3 separate regions of the Homo sapiens genome follow, and all the other regions are linked to region 2. A link is an interaction called in ENCODE POLR2A ChIA-PET data of the cell type or tissue named here. Cell type or tissue: OCI-LY7. All regions are shown on one strand. Links, peaks and the distances in the headings refer to the core of each region. The heading gives the core; the rest is flanking DNA.

The links. ChIA-PET counts read pairs that join two places held together with the same protein. Peaks named below come from ENCODE experiments on the same cell type or tissue, not always from the same donor. Only the 100,000 strongest peaks of a DNase experiment are listed, where the experiment ranks them.
Region 1: POLR2A ChIA-PET joins it to region 2 with 6 read pairs; 3 of 35 experiments call an interaction of 5 or more read pairs at or near these places.
Region 3: POLR2A ChIA-PET joins it to region 2 with 5 read pairs; 4 of 35 experiments call an interaction of 5 or more read pairs at or near these places.

Annotation. Positions count from the first base shown.
Region 1 is chr1:174,888,780-174,896,106 of GRCh38, forward strand. The region is part of intron 19 of RABGAP1L (RAB GTPase activating protein 1 like); the gene reads left to right. Among named protein-coding and RNA genes, the nearest start is that of RABGAP1L-AS1, 62 kb to the right of the region's middle. In OCI-LY7, for the core only: no CTCF peak of the experiment used is centred there; no DNase peak of the experiment used is centred there.
Region 2 is chr1:174,835,053-174,842,379 of GRCh38, forward strand. All of the region lies in intron 19 of RABGAP1L (RAB GTPase activating protein 1 like), which reads left to right. Among named protein-coding and RNA genes, the nearest start is that of RABGAP1L-AS1, 120 kb to the right of the region's middle. In OCI-LY7, for the core only: no CTCF peak of the experiment used is centred there; no DNase peak of the experiment used is centred there; H3K27ac peaks cover 1,813 bases.
Region 3 is chr1:174,979,956-174,987,282 of GRCh38, forward strand. It overlaps RABGAP1L (RAB GTPase activating protein 1 like), which reads left to right. Exons shown (of 26, transcript NM_001366446.1): 24 at 2,879-2,950. Among named protein-coding and RNA genes, the nearest start is that of CACYBP, 16 kb to the right of the region's middle. In OCI-LY7, for the core only: CTCF peaks have their summits at 3,468 (motif pointing left) and 3,684; a DNase peak (open chromatin) is centred at 3,446; H3K27ac peaks cover 411 bases.

The DNA of each region.
Region 1 (7,327 bases), core at 1,247-6,246, 54 kb after region 2:
AGCCACCATGCCCGGCCAGCTATTTCTGTTTTTACCATTGTATTTCCAGCCCAGCATTGTGCCTGGGGGAATTATACACACTCTGTACATATTTAATGAATATATTGGGGGAAGATGAAATCCCACATAGTTACAATCATAATCTTCAATATGTTTGTGACAATTAAATACATTCATGTGTGTGTGTATGCATAAGATATGGAATTTATTTTTAAATCTTTTTATCCTTAGACCCATATACTAAGTTCTTATGATTGTGGAATCAGGTTAGAGTCTAGCTGAGTACTTAATTAGCTCTTTTGTTTTCTTTTTTTGAATTTTTGTTTTATTTTTTAATTTTAATTTTAACTTTTTTTTTTTTTGAGATGGAGTCTCGCTCTGTCACCCAGGCTGGAGGGCAGTAGCATGATCTCGGCTCACTTCAACCTCCGCCTCCGGGGTTCAAGCCATTCTTCTGCCTCAGCCTCCTGGGTAGCTGGGACTACAGATGCCTGCCACCACACCAGGCTAATTTTTGTATGTTTAGTAGAGACAGGGTTTCACCATATTGGGCAGGCTGGTCTCGAACTGTTGACCTTGTGGTCCGCCCGCCTCAGCCTCCCAAAGTGCTGGGATTACAGGCGTGAGCCACCGCGTCCGGCCCTGTTTTATTTTTATTTGAGACAGGTTCTCTCTCTGTTACCCAGTCTGGAGTGCAGTGGCGTGATAATGGCTCACTGCAGCCTCGAACTCCTGGGCTCAAATGATCCTCCTGCTTCAACCTCTCAAGTAGTTGGGATTATAGGTGCATGTCACCATACCTGGCTAATTTTTTTGTTTGTTTTTTTTTGTAGAGATGGGGGTGTCTCACATTGTTGCTTAGGTTGGTCTTGAACTTCTGGCTTCAAGCAATCCTCCCACCTCAGCCTCTCATAGTGCTGGGGTTGCAGGCATGAACCACTGTGACCAGCCTTTCTATTCTTTTTTGAGATAGTGTCTCTTACTCTGTCACCCAGGCTGGAGTACAGTGGTGCAATCACGGCTCACTGCGGCCTCAAATGCTTGAGTCCAAGTGATTCTCCCTCCTCAGGCTCCCAAGTAGCTAGGACTGCAGGCACATACCACCATGCCCAGCTAATTTTTTCCTTTTCTTTTTCTTTTTGTAGAGAGGGAGCCTCACTATGTTGCTTTGGCTGGTTTTGAACTGCTGGGCTCAAGTGATCCTCCTGCCTTGACTTCCCAAAGATTACAGGTGTGAGCCACCACTCCCAGCCTTAATTAGCTCTTAACTGTTTCAAAAATCAAACAAACGAACAAAAAAATGCAGTGATTATTTCTGTTATACTTTTATTTAGTGGTTCATTTAACATGTATACCTCCTACGTGCATAGCACTGTGTTAAGCTTTGAGACATCGTCAAAGAGATAACAGTCCAGTTTGGGAGACAGCCATGTAAACAGCCGTGTATGAGTCAGTGATGTGAGCACTGTTAGAAATGTGTAGGTGCTGTTTGTCCTATATGCTCCTGTCACACCTTGCACCCTGTGAACTAACTGAAATGGGATATTCTATCTGCTTTTCTGAGTTGTACACTGAAGTTCATTTTCCTTGTGGGTTGTTTTATTTCTTCTCTCTCTCCCTACCATAGTACCTGGCACATAGTGTCAGCAGCCAGTAAGGTTCTAATTATTGAATAAAGGAATGGTGGAGATAATTAGAGATATTTTCATAAAGATGTAGACACTTTTTAAAGTACAGGTTTTGATTTTTAAGCTCTTACAATTTTACTTTATAAATAATACATGCACACAGTATCAGAATTTCAACAAATATGAAATGATATCCAGTGAAGTTACCTACCCATTCCTGTTTTCCCAGCAGTTTTAGTAGTTTTTTTTAGAAGTATCCTTCTATAAATATTTTTATACATGCAAACAAATTTATATGTGTTCTCTTTTTTCAGAGCTCTTGGTGGCCCTTTTATGTTCTGTACTTTGCTTTTCTCACTTAACAGTATGTGTTGATTTTTCTATGTCAGTTCATGAAGGGTGTCCTTGTTCATTTGAAAGCTACATAGTATTTCACTGTATAGATTTCTATAATATGTGTAACCAACTCCCTCCCACTCTGTGAGTGTGTAGGTTGTTTTCAATATTTTGCTCCTACAATACTGCAGTGAGTAATCTTATATAACATTTCACAAAAGTGTGTGAGTATATCTGTAGATTAAATTCCTAGGAGTGGAACTGCTGGGTTGAAGGATACATTCATTTGTAATTTTGATAGATAAGGCCAAATTGTTTTCCTTAAAGGTTATATTAGTTAATATAACTACCAGCAGTGTATATCTGTGCCTATTTAAAGGTGGAAACTTTTGAACAGGAATCTAAGAAAAAATAGGAATTTATCAGATTGTCAGGGGACGGGAAAGATGTTCCAGGCAGAAGGAATAGCACTTTGAGAGGCACGGGATAGAAAGATGGCACAAGAGGATTTTTAACTTATTCCATCTGGCTAAAATGTAGGGGGTAGGCCAGGAAATAGAGAGTGGGAGTTGATCATGATAGGTTGTGTATGTAATGCTGAGTAACTGATATTTTAAATTCTATAAATGAAGGTTTTGAGTAGGGAAATGATATAATAAGGTTGATTAATGTATTTTATTAAAAGAATAGCTATTTGTGTGTATTTATTTAAATTGAAGTTTGCCAAAAAGGTGTAGTCCCTAAAGATTTTTCTTGCTTTTTTTGTTTGTTTATTTGGAGACAGGGTCTTACTCTGTTGCCCAGGCTCGTGTGCAGTGGTGATCAGATCATAGCTCACTGCAGCCTTGAAATTCCAGGTTTGATCCTCCCACCTCACCCTCCCAAGTAGCTGGTACTACAGGCACATGCCACCATGCCTGGCTAATTTTTAAAACATTTTTTGTAGAGATAGGGTCTCGCTATGTTGCTCAGGCTGGTCTTGAACGCCTGGCTTCAAGCAATCCTCCAGCCTCAGCCTCCCAAAGTGCTGGGATTATAGGTGTGAGCCACCACACTCAGCCTTTTCTTGGATTTAAATGAGGTTTTCTTTTTACTAAGGATTCAAATAATATGTTGACTATAGAAAATTTTGAAAACACATAGAAATAAAAACTGAAACACAGAAAGAAAATACAGAAGTTACTCATAAGTTTACTACTCTGAGGTAATCTCCCTATCCAAATAATTCCTGTTGTCTATAAAACAATAAAAGAAAATCAATATATGTATTAGGTGGGTTAGAAAATACAAAGTGGGCCACAGTCCGGGTGGGCATGGTGGCCGCAGCGGTAGCTGGAGCCTCTGCGACTACACCTCCAACCGGCCTGGAGCCCGTGGCTTCCCTGGCTCCTGCAAGCATCTCGCGTGGTGGCTCTGGCCAGCTCCAGCACTCGGGTTGGGCCGGATGACCAGAGGCCTGTAGCTACCAGCTGCCCTCTCCCGCCTGGGCTCAGCCGCCACCCGTGAGCGAACTCAGCCCGGGACACAGCACACTTATCAAGTGGGTCCCATTTTTAGCCACTTGCTATTTCAGCCATTGCTGAAAAGTCTAGTGGGAAGGAACCAACTGGAGAGTCAGAGGGAGAAATTAGTTTCTATTTCCAGCTCCACCACTATAATCCCTGGTTGAAGAAATATGAATATCAACACGAAATTGTTCATCAGCGTTATTTGTGCCAGCTTTTTCACCTTCCAGCTTCTTTTCTACTTTGTAAGTTACTGGTTTTCACAAAAGTTTCTCCAAGTTTCAATAGTCTTAGCTTTGAAAAGAAGATTGAATGGAACTCAAGGGTGGTATTTACATGCCATTCTTTGGTGGTTGGTGTTCTTGGCCTGTACATTTTCTTATTTGATGAGGCTGCTAAAGCTGATCCACTTTGGGATGGTCCATCACTTGCAAACGTGAATATTGCTATTGCTTCAGGCTACCTCATTTCTTTGTTTTCTTTCTTTTTTTTTTTTTTGTGATGGAGTTTTGCTCTTGTCGCCCAGGCTGGAGTGCAATGGCATGATCTTGACTCACTGCAACCTCCGCCTCCCAGGTTCAAGCGATTCTCCTGCCTCAACCTCTCGAGTAGCTGGGATTACAGGCGCCCGCCACCTCACCCAGCTAATTTTTTTTTTTTTTTTTTTTTTTTTGTATTTTTAGTAGAGACAGGGTTTCACCATATTGTCCTGGCCCCGAACTCTTGACCTCATGTGGTCTGCCAGCCTCAGCCTCCCAAAGTGCTGGGGTTACAGGCATGAGCCACCACGCCCAGCCAGGCTACCTCATTTCTGATTTGTCCATTATCATTTTGTATTGGAAAGTGATTGGTGACAAATTTTTTATAATACATCATTGTGCGGCCCTGTGTGCATACTGCTTTATACTGATATTAGTGAATAAGAAGTTTAATTTGGCATAATTTCTTCAAGAATCAGATATATCGAAACATCTCTCCAGACCACCCATTTGGAATCACGATATAAATAATTATAAATGTTTTAAAAACTGCTTCAGTTCTCTTGGCCACTGAAATCACAGGCTTAGCCTGGCTGTGCGTGGATTGGCAAGCTGAATGTTTAATTATGTGGGGTGACTATTATTTTCTCTTTGGACTTTTATGCCTTTAAAATAAAATAAAATAAAATAGAAAATACAAAGTGGTTTCCAAAGACAATCACTTGTTAAGAGATTCTTGTGATTCCTCCTAGGAAGAAAGAAAAAAACAAAAGTGATGCATATACCTGCATAAATTACAGCATAATTGTTAATGTAGAGCTGTACAACAAATATCTTCTCTTTAAATATACGAATGTCTTTTAAAGACAGAAAGAACTGTTTTATTTTCTTTGAGGGCCTCACTACAAGCCTTTTAGATAGATCCAGATAACATGTTCTACTTTCCCTCTTTGCAACACTTCGCTAGCAGGTACTTCCTAATCAGGATCTTGACAACTATCAGCCACATAGAATACTTGGAAGGAGGTTAACTTTTCATACTCAAAAGCTCTCTTCTGGAAGAATCCTAATATTATTAATAGCAAGTCTTCCACTTGTAGGGCCTGTTGGAACAGTTTGTGACAAATCCTTCCCAGACTGTTCTTTGAGTATACAAATTAATATCTCCAAGTCACTGATACTCTGAGCACATGCATCCTGCTGCTAGGGAAGTGCATTAAGGTACCTTCAAAACCTTTTTTCCTCTGTAATTACATCCTAAAAATTACACTGGAGGGTGGGCTGGGGTGGAGGGAAGGTCCCAGGTGCATTTACTGAGCTATCTGTCAAAGTCCACCAAGCTAGTAGATTGTGACCACAATTTTGATAATTTCGGATTCCATATCTGCAAGGCAGTGTTAAAACTACACAATACCTGATAAATGCTAGAATGAGGATAATTCCTCTAAATAGTTAACATTTAACCAGAAGCTCTACAGTGCTCTCCAACCTAACAGTCACACATTAATTTATTCCTTCATGTAAAAGAATCATTTTTATTGCTGCTGCCTGAAAGGTACAAATTGCTTGGGTGTAGGCTGCTCAGCTTCCTTCTTACTAAAGAGACAGGAAATATATCTTCCATTTAAAGTGTTAATGGCATCTATAAATGTGTAGTCCAATTTGTTATTGACTTGAACTCTTCAAAGATTTGAGAAACAAGGTTTAACTTTAGCACTCAAGATTGTTACACAAGAATTAAATGTTTTCAATGACTACCTTTTGTAGTGTTGGGAAGGGTGCAAAAAGGAAAGAGAAGGCTGGAAAATAAATATATTTTATCTAAGAGGGCATGACTGAGTTGGCTAAGCTTTCAATTTCATTTTTCTCTTAGGAAAGACTTTCACCTATTATGTTACAATGTGTGCTCACATTTCCTGATTATGGATCGAAATGGAGCTTGGAGCACTACATTTGGTGCAGGAGAGGACTGTCGAGACTAGAACCAAGTTGGGTTTTTTGTTGTTTTTGTTTGTTTGTTTTGTTTTGTTTTGTTTTGTGTGTGTGTTTTTGAGACAGTTGCTCTGTCGCCCTGGCTGTAGTGCAGTGACACGATCTTGACTCACTGCAACCTCCGCCTCCCAGGTTCAAGCCATTCTCCTGCCTCAGCCTCCCGAGTAGCTGAGATTACAGGTGCTCACCACCATGCCCAGATAATTTTTGTATTTTTAGTAGAGACGAGATTTCACCATGTTGGCCACGCTGGTCTCAAACTCCTGACCTCAAGTGATCTGCCCACCTCGGCCTCTTAAAGTGCTGGGATTACAGGCGTGAGCCACCGTGCCTGGCCCCAAGTTGTTTGTTAACAGACACCTGCCAAAAGACGAGGACTTCCTCTGAACCCTTATCAGGTCAAAACATGGTAGATATTCTACTAAAATTGGTCAAATAAGTAAATGAAATAAATGAATGAAAATTATTCATTCTTTCAAGTTTGTTTGGAGAAAATAATGGAAACCATTCAACTTGAGAATAAAGTGTTTAAAATATTTATAGGCTGTACAAATTTGAAGTGCTATTAGTATCCCACTATTAAGTGCCACTTGTTACATTCCCCTAGATAATCTAGAAGGGGCAAACAAATAAAAATAATTTAAGACAAAAGTAATAATTCCACCCAGGGTGAAATGGCATTCAGCCTATTCTAATTCTTTTTTTTTTTTTTTGCTTTTGGAAGTTTTTTTTTATTATTATACTTTAAGTTCTAGGGTACATGTGCACAACGTGCAGGTTTGTTACATATGTATACATGTGCCATGTTGATGTGCTGCAACCATTAACTTGTCGTTTACATTAGGTATATCTCCTAATGCTATCCCTCCCCACTCCCCCCACCCCATGACGGGCCCCAGTATGTGATGTTCCCCTTCCTGGGTCCAAGTGTTCTCATTGTTCAGTTCCCACCTATGAGTGAGAACATGCGGTGTTTGGTTTTTTGTCCTTGTGATAGTTTGCTGAGAATGATGGTTTCCAGCTTCATCCATGTCCCTATAAAGGACATGAACTCATCCTTTTTTGTGGCTGCATAGTATTCCATGGTATATATGTGCCACATTTTCTTAATCCAGTCTTTCATTGCTGGACATTTGGGTTGGTTCCAGGTCTTTGCTATTGTGAATAGTGCCACAGTAAACATATGTGTGCATGTGTCTTGATAGCAGCATAATTTCTAATCCTTTGGGTATATACCCAGTAATGGGATGTCTGGGTCAAATGGTATTTCTAGTTCTAGATCCTTGAGGAATCGCCTCATTGTCTTCCACAGTGGGTGAACTAGTTTCCAGTCCCACCAACAATGTAAAAGTGTTCCTATTTCTCCACATCCTCTCTAGCACCTGTT
Region 2 (7,327 bases), core at 1,153-6,152:
AATGAATGGATTAAAGATACATTTTGAAGGTAAAATGTGTCTAACCTGCTGATAAATTAGATGAAAGACTTGAGAGTGAGTAAAATATAAAGGGTTATTCCTAAGCACCTGACTTGAAAAACTGCTTGTCCAAAAGTCTTTTTTTCTGAGCTGAGGAAGTCAGGAGGAAATTTGGAGGGGGGAATGATCAAGAGTTCAGTTTTAGAAATATTAAGTTTGATAAATAAAGAATGCTAATGGAGATGGTACCACTGATATAATAAAACTAAAGAGGTTTTTAAAATATTCTTAGTTAGTTGAACTCGTAATCGAACAAGTCAGGATGTAATGATAATGAAAATTTACCTTTTATAGGCAATTCAATTTATAGTAAATTTCACTGAGAGGCAAATTTTTTAAAGTAGAATTTCAATGCAATAAATACACCATTCATTTAAATTCACATTCCTGGGACAGAAGAGCTGGATGAATTTGCAGATAAAGTAAAATATTCGGAGAGAGACGCTGTGGCAGAGATTGGCTAACTGTTCACCAAATCTATTTTCTTTTCTTTCTGCTGACACAGCTGGACTATATTTCCCAGCCTCCTCTGGCTTCTAAAATTATTTTCTTTTCTGTTTTATAAGATGATAATAAAACTCTGTTCTCATAGGGATTGTGATGAGCAAACTAAAATCAGTTCTGAATTGTCAAACGTGAAATAAAAATTCATTTTTATTAGTATAGGCATGTGACTGAGACTGGGCCAAGGAATGGGAATAAAAGTGATGTATATTTCTTCCTTTGGTCTGGTTATGTAAAAAAAAAATTCCTTATGCAGCTTTCATGCTGTCTATCCCTTGTGTCAACTGGATATTGGCACCCAAAGTGACCTCGGAAGCCACACATTGAGGGTGAAAGAACCACCTTCAGTTGAAATTCCTAAAATGACTGCATGGTTCAGAATCCCCATGCCTACTTTTCTGCCATCTGAACTTTGCATAAACAAAAAAATAAACTATTATTTTAAATCATTGAGATTCTGTAATTCAACTGCTTCAGCAGCTAGCATATATTAAAAGATGTTAATTTGATTTCAAGGTGGTATCAAGAACATAATTTTATTCCCATTCATTTCTTTTCTCTTTTTTTTCAACATGTATTTTCTGTCATACATGACCAGGCAAATTGAGTAGATTAGGATGTTAGGAGGTTTGTACAGGGAGTGAGGGAAGCTAAGATGTTTGAGGTATGAGAGAGGAGTTGAAGGATATACTTTCTTTCTATGCTCCATATCAGATAATCTGTTTTTCTCTCTCCCTCTGTCTGACCCAGTAATTCATTTCAAAGATGTATTCTTCTGTAGCTATTTCTTTCCACCTGCTAATAGCACCCTCATTGTAAAACAGAGACTTGATGACAATCTTGATCTCTCTCTTCTTGCCCAGTTTAATAATCAAGTTTTTACACTGGGATACAAAATAATCATAAATCAAAGTTGAGAAATATGTTTTCTTCCTTTGTACATCTGATAGTAGATTTCATAGTATCTCTTGAGGTAAACGCTTTTGAGAGTATGCAAAGTGTGACATATCTCTGATAGGACTTGCTGAAGCCAGAATGTGCCCTCTGTATCTTTGGCCAATGGATTAGCCAGCTAGACATACTCTGACATTGTTCTCTGTTATATTTACTTATCAGTCTTTTTGCATTGTTGGCTTCATCGCTCCTTCTCTTGAGGGAAGGTATGAGGTAAATTCAGTTCCCTATGCTGAACACCCAGCATGATTCCTGGCAAAATGATATTATAAGTGCTTTGTAACTCCTTGGATGAAAACCAAATGAATGCTGAAAGTAGTGTGGTATGTATCTGACTAATAAAAATATGTTCCAGGCGGGGCGCAGTGGCTCATGCCTGTAATCCCAGCACTTTGGGAGGCCAAGGTGGGCAAATCACCTGAGGTCAGGAGTTCAAGACCAGCCTGGCCAACATGATGAAACCCCATCTCTACTGAAAATACAAAAATTAGCTGGGCGTGGTGGCGCATGCCTGTAATTCCAGTTACTTGGGGGGCTGAGGTGGGAGAATCACTTGAACCCGGGAGGGAGAGGTTGCACTGAGCCGAGATCGTGCCATTGCACTCCTGCCTGGGCAACAAGAGCAAAACTCGGTCTCAAAAAAAAAAAAAAATGTTCCTTGTAGAATGAATTTTCTGTATTATTCACTATAAAGAATTTATTTTTAACCACATCAATAATATGTCTATAAGATATAGGTCATTACCTGGAAATTGAAAATATTTTTATGAGAAACTTCTCATTATGATGTTTATTGTGTAAGGATCTTAAGTTGTTATCACCTTTGTTTGATGAATGTATCTTCTACTTGTGTACTCTAAAAAATTATCAGATTATTTTTATGATTGGTAGAGTTTATAGTTTTGCAAGAATTGGGCAAATCTCACACACAGGGACAGGTGGAAGAGCATGCCCCCATGAGAGCTTTAAAGGAATACATTCTGGCCCTGTGGAGAATTGCCTCCTCTTCAATTCCAGTGGCATATGGTTAGATTTGGGCAAACAAATGCTATGCCAAATATGGCATTTATTGCCTCAGTTCAGATGCCAGGCCAGGCTGAAGTTTACAGCTGTGTCCTGGTTGAAATTCTAAAACAAAAGGAGTTTATTCTTTTAATCTAGTGTACCCCTAATCTAGAATGATGGCATTGTTAGCATCTAGAATTATTTTCTTTCCCATTTTATATGATGATAATAAAAGCTATTCTCATAGGAATTGTTATGAGCAGACCTAAATTCAGTGCTGATTTGTCAAAAGTGAAATAAAAAAATCTTTTGTCTGTGTGGTCTTAGGTGGCAGAAATGTAATTATAAGTAAGCCCTAATTTCTGCTAGGTATACTAGTGCTTGACCCTAGTGAATGGATAGTCTCTTTATAGAAGTAGATATATTAATCCCTTTAACCCCTTGAAAACTAGTAGTAGTAGCTATTTGATATACCTCTTTCCAAAAAGTTTCTAGCTGGCCAGGCTAAGTTCTCATGCCTTTGGTGGTATAGCATATGGACATTTATCTTGGCAGTGATTACGTGTAAGTATAAAAGAAATACTTAAAATGCAATAAAATGAGCATATCTGTTTCACAAGACTAATGTTTCTTGCTAATCATAGAGAACCTAGGATAAAATGCATAATGTTGATCATTGGAACTGAGGAAAGCTTAACAATTATACTATATTGGATAGGTGAAATCTAGGAGTTTCTGTATACCCAGAGTCCTTTCCTAAGGGGTCCTACCTGTAGCCTCTTGCTAAGGATACCAACTCTAGCTAGATACATATAGATGGCCATGTTCTATATTGCATGACTTTACCATCTTGACCACATCTCAGAACATTTGACCTAAAGCATTCAGGTAGCTTGAAGGCTGACAGATTTAACGACCTAGTACAAGTGTTTTATCTAACTGATGATAGTGACATAGTGGACTGATCAGATGTTCTTTCTTAGGAAATTTTTAATTTGAAATAGAGAGTATTATTTGATAGGAGCAAACACCAACTGCTTAACCAGAAAAAGAGGCAGACAAAAATGACATGGGCCGGGCGCTGTGGCTCACGCTTGTAATCCCAGCACTTTGGGAGGCCGAGGCGGGCGGATCACGAGGTCAGGGGATCGAGACCACAGTGAAACCCCGTCTCTACTAAAAATACAAAAAATTAGCCGGGCTTGCTGGCGGGCGCCTGTAGTCCCAGCTACTCGGAGAGGCTGAGGCGGGAGAATGGCGTGAACCCGGGAGGCGGAGCTTGTAGTGAGCCGAGATCGCACCACTGCACTCCAGCCTGGGCGACAAAGCGAGACTCCGTCTCAAAAAAAAAAAAAAAAAAAAAAAAAAAAAAAAAAAAATGACATGAGTCAGTAGAAGCCATGAATAAGCAAGAGTGACAAGTAAGTATGAGCTAAGTCATGAACTTTTTTACGTGTGTGTGTGTGTGTGTGTGTGTGTGTTGGTAGGGGTGGGGGTAGATACATATATTTAAATTGTATCTGTGGGGGAAGAGGATGGTCAACAAATTGCTGCCAAGGGGATAAAGAACTAATTACATCATTACTTATCTATTGGATTCTGAACAACTTGAAATTCTCCATCTGTGTTCCTATACTTTTCATGAGACCTGGTTAAACTACTTTCCATGAGTTCCCATAAGGCCTAGCCACAAAACATACCTTTGTTCCTTATTTTCATGTGAAACCTTACAATAGCTGTTCCCAGTTACCCCTCTCACATGCACATCCACACACAGATACTTGAGACAACTTTACTGAGTCTCTATTCTTTGTGGTCAAAGGATCCTAATTTATACAGCTGTTCTATGAGTTCAGTGTTTATTATTTTAGCTCTGTAACCAAGGCAAGGACTGATGAACAATAGCAGTTTTGTGGCCACCCAAGAATATATTGACCTTGAATAGGAAAAAGTAACGTATATAATCCTAATTGTTTAAGAGAGGTGATGCATTACAGGGAGGGCTCAGAGAAAGATGGCTAACACTAATAGCACATGTTGGCATTGAGGAGACTACGTGGAAATGTGCATTTAGCAAAATAGCTTCAGAACAATATTTTTTCTTTCTCCCCTATTAGATTTTGAGTTCCTGAAGCACTCATCTTGGTGTGCCTCACCAATTCCCAGGAGAGGGCTCTGTATATAATAGGTGAAACACTATTGAGTACATAATGTGGCCCAGCTATGGTTCTGTCTTAAGGTTTAGCAGCAGCTTTGAACTGCCTGGTAAAAATATTTTTTCAGGCAGACTAAACTGAACTGAAGAGAGAGATACAAGTTAGAGACAAGAGTCGGATTTCCAGAAATTTCTGGGAGAGATAGATATAGACAGTGTAGAACAGCCAAGAAACTATGGGAGGAATTTCAAGGAACCAGATAATATATGCATAATGTTGGTCATCAGAACTAAGGAAAGCTGAACTATTATACTATATTAGATAGGCCATTCACATTTAGGGGACTAAGGACCAGAACATACTGTTATCTAGAACATCAGAACATCTGCAGAGCACAGAACAGCATAGCATTTGGCCAGAAAGCATGACATAGAGTATGGGATAGAGGAGGAGAATTGGCAAAAAATAAATTCTAGATTCTGATTTTTAAAATGACAGAACAAAGATTACAGCATTATTTTCCTTCTCCCTTACAAATTATCCAACTGCACTGGGAGAGCAACATGGTAGAAACATGAACCCTATCTTCAAAGAAAGATATATGCACAACTCCAGACTACAAAATGTGATGAAGAATGATAAATGCAGTTAAAAATGCCCACAGCTGCAGATCTCACACAAAGCTGGCAGAACTTTCTAGGGGGCAAAACCAATAATGCCCAGTTTATGGGATAGGATTTGTGTACTAGCAGCAGGAGCTTTCTTGGCCTTCCTAGGGTATAAAGAAGAAAGCGGGGGTGCTGGGCACGGTGACTCACGCCTGTAATCCCAGCACTTTGGGAGGCTGAGGCGTGCGGATCACCTGAGGTCAGGAGCTCAAAACCCTGTCTCTACTAAAAATACAAAAAAAAAAAAACAAAAAAAAAGAAAAAAATTTAGCTGGGCGTGGTGGCAGGCACCTGTAATCCCAGCTACTTGGGAGACTGAGGCAGGAGAATTGCTTGAACCTGGGAGGTGGAGGTTGCAGTGAGCTGAGATTGAGCCATTGCATTCCAGCCTGGGTGACAGAGTGAGAATCTGTCTCAAAAAAAAAAATAAAAAAAAAAAAAGAAGAAGAAGGGTAATAGACTCAATGAGGAATCACACAGACAAGATGGAAAACATGGGAAACACAAAGAAAAAAGTAGAGATTATATCTTTACTGTCAGACAAGATTGAATTTAGTGGAAAAGTTTTAAATAAGGCAATGAGGAATAATTCAAAGCAACAGTATAGCATTAAACATCCATAAAGCAGAAACTACAGAAAATATAAAGAATAATAGTTACATAGTAGTGATAAGAATGTTTATTCACTTCTCTTAGTTCATAAGAGATCAAGTGGACAACAACTAAGAGAAAGAAAACCCAAATAAAATAATGAAGTCAATATTTGAGATTGTCAAGCTTTGTATCCTGAAAACTAAGAATGTCAAATAAAACATTCACAAAAATAGACCATAAAGAAAATTTCAAAGAATTTCAAAAGGCAAAGTAAATATATACAGCATTCTGTGATCTCATTGCAATAAAAGTAGAACTTAGGAAAAAGAATATCATCACCTGGACATTTTAAATTTCCTACTAAAATAATTCTTAGATCAGAAGAAACCAAACAAGTTATAGAAAATCTAAAACAAAAGCATAATGAAAACAATACATATCAGAACTTGTGAGATGGAGCTAAAATAGAGTTCAGAGGCACTTATCTTAATGAAGAAAGAAAATAACTCCATTAAATATCTAACTCAAAGTTAGAAAAATTATCAATAAACATAAAAAAGCAGAAGAAGGGAATAAAAGTTATAAATTAGACAAAAATTGATCAGCTAAATAAAAGAGCTGATTTTTTAAAAATATGATATTAAGTTTATAAAATCAAAAAGTAGACAGGAAAGGGCATAAACCAAGAAATAATGGGGAAATGATAAAAATAGAAAAGAAGAGAATCCTAAGAAAATATTTTGTTCAATCCTGTGCAAATTAATTTGAGAACCTAGAAGAAATGGATGATTTTCTAGGAAAATTGAAAAAATAAATACTAACTTTAGATAACTAGAAAATCTAAACTATTAGCACAGAATAACTTTCTTTTTTTTTTTTGATATAGGAAGTCCTTTATTTTGTCATGTGAAACCATATAACAGCTGCCTAACCACAATGTAGATGCCAATAGGAGATGGCTCAGAAATAGCACTAGTGACTCAAATAGTGACCATTATGATAAAAGGAATAAAGTTTTGACTGATTTATAGCAGTTTTAAAATGCGTTTTATATTGAGTAGTTATTTCATGTTTTCTCAAAAGAATTATTATGTTAAACCAAAAATAAACTAGGTATATAGTTTGTTCATATAACAAATCTACATTCAAAGACATGCTTACAAATTTTCCACTTAGTCCATTTTTCTGTTCTTAGCATTACTACAAATGCCTCCTTCCGTCATCATGTTGAATTCTTCAGCATCTTCTATATCATTTCCAGGGGCATCTCTGGGAAGTAGTGATGCCTGTCTTCCTTCAGAAGCACTGATAACCCCAATATACCCACAGTACACACATTTTCCCTCTCCTGAGGTGTGCTACTTTTTGGCACAACAGAAAAAACTC
Region 3 (7,327 bases), core at 1,426-6,425, 150 kb after region 2:
GAAGTCTGATACTTACTTTTTAAAAAAATGTGTTTTTTTGCTTATAAATTAAATTTGTGTTCTTGTGGAAAATTAGAATAGTGCAGAGAAGCACAAAGAAAACAAATCTCCCTCAGTCTTTCTAGCTAATCATTGTAATATATTGAATATGCATTGTTGCTATACAAATGCTTTATAAATAAATTTAAAATATATATAAACAGGATGAATTGTATTGTTTATCCTTTTTTTTTGTAACTAGCTTTAGTTCACTAATACATTATGAACATCTTTCCATAAGGAATCCGCATATTCACGGACGATTGATAAATAAAACTTTAGAGCTATTTTACTCTTCTATGATAATCAACATATGTTTATTTAATGCCTGCTCTCTGTGAGGCTTAATACTTTGACAGACAAAAAGATGAATGAATTCAAGTTTTCTTCTCTAGAAGCTTATCATATAATGTGGAGGTAATACCTACGTAGAAATAAGAGGAAAGGAAACTTATTACATGTGGGAAATGAAACCTTTTGAGCTGTGCTTCAAAGGCGATGTAAGACTTGGATCTGTAGAGATAAAGAAGATAAAGAAGAGGATGGAAATGGTAGAAAAGAGAGAACAGGATGTGCAAAGGCATGGAAGTAGATTAGTGAAGAGAAAAATAATTCATTTGGTAAGAGATTCCGGTACAAAAGAGAAGCAAAGGGACGTTAGGGTCCAGATCAAGGAAAGTCTTCAGGGCTAGGCTTGGGACCTTGGATTTTATTTTGTTTGTGGTAGGATCTTTTTGAGCAGGAAAGTGGCATAATCAAAGACATATTATTGGCACTAATCTGTCCCAGTAAGAAATGTGGAACCAAGGAGACAGACCGCGAATACCAGAGTCCAACTGTAAGAAGAACCAGGTCCCTGAACTAAATAACTAACGAAAATAGAGAAAAGGGAGACACAAAAGACAGTTTTTTTTGTTTTTTTTTTTTGCTAGACGAGAAAACCTTGAAGGTGATCTGAGATGCCGAATGTGGGCATCTAGGAGAAGAGGTGGTAGACATTAACCAATACAAGGAACATTAAAGACTATGTGCTGTGGAATTTCCCATTGCTACAAATGCATGTTTTTCATTGCCAGATTATGCCATGGGTGGCCACCAAATGCAGCACTCTTCAAATAGTAATCCTGGGGACTATTCTTGAATATTATCTGGCAAGCCCTTGAAATAATGCAAAAGGCAACAGACCCATCTGTTTGAAGATAAGGATATAAGACACAATCTAAATGCATTCTATAGTTGGAATTGGCTATTACTGGCTCTATGCATAATGTTTTGGCTTATTTAAAAGGGTTTAAGGTTTGCAGAATCTACCATGGTGATCTCTTCTTTTTAACATCAGTCAATACCGTCCTACTAATGGTTCCTCAGGCTTGGATCTGGAGAAATTGGAATGAAACTCAACAAACTAAACTCAGCAAGCAAGCCCTCATCACCAGAGCTATTTTTGAGTAGACTGGGTGGGATTTTTTAAATGTCTGTTTTGATAATAGAGGTAGACCATATATGTTTTTATCCAAAATTATACTTTAAAATTTCACATCCCCTGTTTTTCCATCTTTTTTTTTTTTTTTTTTTTTTTTTTTTTTTGTGAGGCAAGGTCTTGCTCTGTCACCCAGGCTGGAATGCAGTGGTCTGAACACAGCTCACTGCAGCCTTGACCTCCTGGGCTCAAGCGATCCTCCCACCTTTCATCCACTTTTCTAAAATAAAAGATTCTTATTTCAGACAATGGATTTGAACATCCAATACTTATTTATCTAGATTTTTTCCTTTGAAAGCACCTATTTCTACCATTTCTAATACTTGTTAGCACCTTATTTCAGAATCAATAAGAAGAATATATTTTATTTAATGTACACTTACTATTGGCCAAGTGCTATGCTAACCCCTTTGCATACTTTTTTTTCCACTTGATTGCTATAGCACAGCACTTTTCAATCATGAGGAAACTGAGTCTTAGAAAGATTAATGACTTTGCCCAAGCTCACAAAGCTATAAAGAAATGGAGCTGGCCTGCCTTAAACTCACATTTAACTCCAGCAGCTAAGTTTTTAATTTCTATGCTATGTTGCCAAACCTACTTAATAAGAGTTTTAGTCTGTATTATTTTCTGGTCATTTTAACTTTGTTTTATCCACTCTGCCACCTTTTTTTAATACCTTAAATTCTGGGGTACACATGCAGAACATGCAGTTTTGTTACATAGGTATACACGTGCCGTGGTGGTTTGCTGAACCCATCAACCCGTCACCTACATTAGGTATTTCTCCTAATGTTATGCCTCCCCTAGTCCCCTACCCCTCCACCAGGCCGCGGTGTGTGATGTTCCCCTCCCTATGACCATGTGTTCTCATTGTTCAATTCCCACTTATGAGTGAGAACATCACTCTGCCACTTCTTAAGGAAACTTTTGTGATTGAAAACAGGTTCTTTCTGTGACAGTAGAAAGGAGATATTTCTGTCTAGAATTCTTTTCATCAAGATTTTCTCAGCATACTAACTTGTACAAAGTGAATACTCAGCAAAGATTCTATAGGTTAATTCCAAAAGTGAGGCCAGGAATTCACTTGAACCAGTCACAGAAGGCTAGTGACAGAAAGAAACCAAATCTACTCTCCGTATGTTTCTACTAATTAAGGTAGAGTGTGCTTTACATATGGAACGCTCCAGCTTTCTGCTGCTCATTTCCGAAATGACTGGCATTTGCAGTGCTATTCATTTGTAAAATTCCTTCTAGGATCAGATGTGCTAGCATAACACATGAATTGATAAGTAGTTATGTGTACATGCTGCAAGAGTTGTTCTGTTTTCTAGTAAAAGACTCTTTTCTCATCCTTAGATCTGTTCGCAGTTGAGTACCAGGCTGGAGAAACAGCAAGCAGCCAGCAAGGAGGAGCTGGAAGTGGTAAAGGTAAGGAGTGAAATCGTGCTGTGATAAAATTTATTTCAAAGTCACACAGGCTTGTAAGTACCTGAAAGAACCCCAAACACCACCATTTTGTATTAAAGGATTTATTAATAGGAATTATGGAGACTAGGATACCTCTCTTCTGACCAGGTGTGATTGTCTTCCCTACCAGGTGAAAGGTTATGATGCTCCCATAAATCATATGGACTGTCAGAGGCAGCTAACATGAAAGGAAGTAGGATTTGACATTGTCACAAGAAGCCCCAGAGCTTGAGATGAGAGTGGTATGAACCTGAGAACCCTCAGCAGCCCACATCTGACTGAGCCTGCATTGATGTGGCTTCAGTATGGGACTCAGTAGGATCATCCCATCACTCTCTTTATAAGTAAACACCATGGGCAATATAGAACTTAGCTGGAAAAACATGTGTTGGGTAACTGATTCTTGCACTAAGTTTTTAGAGGTTTATTTTTAAAGAAAACCTGTGGCATTTGTTTACTTGCTGCCCCCTGGTGGTAAAATGCATTATGTTGATGCTCTATTTGAAAAAAACAGATTGCTTATTCCATAGAAACAACAGTAAACCAATGGATTGGTATTCTTAAGAGGCAATATTGTCATAGTCAACTTTTGGGACCAGTGTTACAGAAACCTGACATCATCTTATTTGAATATGTTCAGGTTTCATACTAGTAAATAAATGTGTAGTAAGTAATTTAGCAATCTTGAAAAGTGATTTAACCTTTTTAAGCTTCATTTTGTGTTCTATAAAATGGAGATAACATTACCTGCCTCAAAAAATCATTCTGAATGTTAAATAAGATAATGAATATAAAGTACATAGTGTATATAAAGTGCTTATATTAGTACCTGACATACAAGACCTTGTATTCCAAAAGTATTTTCTTCTTACTCATGTTACAAAATGTCAATGAGAGATTTAGTGAGTATAAGGTTTGGTGTTCTCCCTCTCTGATGTGCTAAAATTTGATGTTTGTATCTTCCCTTTCTGGTCTACTTTTGCACTTCTTTCTAGTTAGCACTTACCACTCTTTGTACATTATAGGCATACTGACCAAGATTCAGTTGATGAAGTTGAATGGCATAAAGGGGTTAACTCTCCTGAAGTGAATTTTTTTTGTATTTCTTCTAACAAAAAAAAAAAAAAAAAAAAAGGGATACATGTGCAGAAGGTGCAGGTTTGTTACATAGGTATACGTGTGCCATGGTGGTTTGCTGTGCCTGTTAACCCATCCTCTAAGTTCCCTCCCCTCAGTCCCCACCCCCAACAACAGGCCCTGGTGAGTGTTGTTCCCCTCTTCTGTGTCCATGTGTTCTCAGTGCTAAACTGAAATCTTTATGGAAATAACAAAATGAGAATTTATATTGATTATTCAGCAAAGGTTTTATTGAGCATATACTATGTGCATAGCTATTAGACTGCCATTTTGTTATAGAAATTACACATGAAAAGGAGCTTAAAATTTTCCTGTAGGACAAGTTATGTATACATGCAAATTAAGAACTTCGGAAGCAGTTCAAGGGAGCTAAGTTGGGCCAGGTGTGGTGGCTCACGCCTGTAATCCCAACACTTTGGGAGGCTGAGGTGGGCAGATCACCTGAGGTCAGGCGTTCAAGACCAGCCTGGCCATCATGGTGAAACCCTGTCTCTGCTAAAAATAACAAAAATTAGCCAGGCATAGTGGCTCACACCTGTAATCTCAGCTACTCTGGAGGCTGAGGCACAAGAATCACTTGAACCCAGGAGGCAGAGGTTGCAGTGAGCCGACATTGTGCCACTGTACTCCAGCCTGAGCAGCAGAGTGAGATTCCATCTCAAAAAAACAAAAAACAAACAAAAAAAGTGCTAAGTTGGATCACAATGACAATCAGCATTGTAGAGAAAACAAAATCATGAGAACTATAGACCAAAAAAGGCTTTATGGAGATTGGACTAAAGCAGGGTGGATAGAAATTAGTTAGAGAGAAGTGTTTAAACAGAACATTATAGAAGAAATGATGTGAGTGAAGACGCAAACACAGGAATGAGTATTTCAGTGTCTCATTACAGAGACTGATGTGATTAGAATATGTATTAAGGAACAGAGGAAAATATTGGCTAAGTAGGTGAGACTACCTAATGAAAGGCCATGACATTCAGGAAGAGGAATGTAAACTTGTCTTAGCCAGAATAAAGAAGAACAACTAGGCTCACGCCTGTCATTCCAACACTTTGGGGAGGCTGAGGTGGGCGGATCACTTGAGTCCAGGAGTTCAACTTGGTGAAACTCCTGGACTGGGAAACTTGGTGAAACCCTGTCTCTACAAAAAATACAAAAATTAGCCGGATGTGGTGGCATGCACCTGTAGTCCCAGCTCCTCAGGAGGCTGAAGTGGGAGGATCGCTTGAGCCCAGGAGGCTGAAGCTGCAGTGAACTGTGAGCATGCCATGGCACTCCAGCCTGGGTGACAGTAAGAGCCTGGTACAAAATTAAAAAAGAAAAAGACAGTAAAGCTTCTTTTTTATTGATGATAAGGTCGCAAACAGGTAATTCATTTGATCAAGGTTACACAGCTAGTAGAACCAGGATTTAAGCCTGGAAGTCAGACTCTAAAGTCAATAACATTAGCTGTTAGACTATACTACCTCCCCTTTCTCTAGTGCTTCCTCCTATCTCATTTGGTATGATAAATAGCTTTTGGTTTTTTCAGTTTCCTGTAATAACCTTCTTTTGTCATGATCACCCCCCAGTTCATCCTTTACACTATAATCAGAATGAGTGTTCCCAAATATAAAGTGATATTTGACTATCACTCTGTGTATCAATGCAGAATTAGATTGGCCACATATAGGGAACCCAAAATAGCATTGGCTTAAACATAAAAGGTGTTGATTATTTTACATAAAAGCAGCCTAGGACTAGAAAGGTATATCTTTGGTGTCATTAGTAACCCAAGCTAATCAGTCATTAGTGACCTACATCGTCATGTGGACTTCTATCCTCAAGGTCACCTAAAAACCAATCCTTCCTTTCTTTTTTTCTTTTTTTTTTGAGACGGGGTCTCGCCCTGTCGCCCAGGCTGGAGTGCAATGGCACAATCTTGGCTCACTGCAACTTCTGCCTCCCAAATTCAAGCTATTCTCCTGCCTCAGCCTCCCAAGTACATGGGATTACAGTCACGCGCCTCCACACCCGGCTAATTTTTGTATTTTTAGTAGAAAAATACAAAATACATGGTTTCACCATGTTGGCCAGGCTGGTCTCGAACTCCTGACCTCATGTTCTACCCACCTCGGCCTCCCAAAGTGCTGGGATTAACGGGCATGAGCCGCCGTGCCCAGCACAAAACCAATCCTTTCAACTAGAGCTCCCACCATCACACCCATACTCTATGGCAGAATTTTAGTCCAAAAGGAGATGCAGGATATAAAGGCCTCATTCTCCTGGGTGAGCTCTTTCTAAGCAGCCTTTTTAGAAGCTCCCCTCTAAACTTCTGCTTACATAGCAGCTTTGAGGGAATTTAGGGAGTGTCACCTTTTATCTAGACACACTGCCAGCTGAAATAAACTCAGGGTCTGTTAGTAAGGAAGAAGGAGAAATGGATATTGGGTGAGAATCAGCAGTATCCACCACATTTTAGCAGGTCTGCCAGACTGCAGCTCTGTCAAACTTATTGCTCTATCTTTGACATGTAGCACGAGGCTCGGTAGAGTAAATGAATACATTTTCTGTAGGATAAAATCAGAATTCAGCAACATGGTATTTAAGGACCTTTATGACCTGGCCACAGGGATCTCTCATCTCGCTCATTGTTGAATCGCTTTCTGCTTAAGCCATTTTAAATTCTTTGAAGTTATCTGAAGGTGCTATGTCTTTGCACATGGTGGTGTTCTCTTTGCTGAAATGTCATCCTCCCTCTTAAGTGATCAATCTATTTCTTCAGGTGGTTCAACCTAATAAAATTACTTAGCCAGCTTGGTAAACTTTTAATCATTTAAGACTCAGATCAAAACTATTTCTTTAACATTTTTAGTCAACAGTAAATACACAACAAATATTTACAATATGCCTATACTGGGCTAATTATTCTCAGAGGTTCTTAAGAGAGTGACAAGTTTTGTTTTTACATGTCTAATTAATATTAATGAAAAGGAATACGAAGAGTGGTTTATGGATGGGATGAGAAGGAAGCCAGTGAGTACTGAGAAGGTGACCCCTAGGGATTTGGCCTGGAATGGCAAGAGCTCAGACATGTCAGAGGAAGAAATTTTTTTTTTTTTGAGACGGAGTCTTGCTCTGTCGCCAGGCTGGAGTGCAGTGGCGCGATCTCGGCACACTGCAAGCTCCGCCTCCCGGGTTCACGCCATTCTTCTGCCT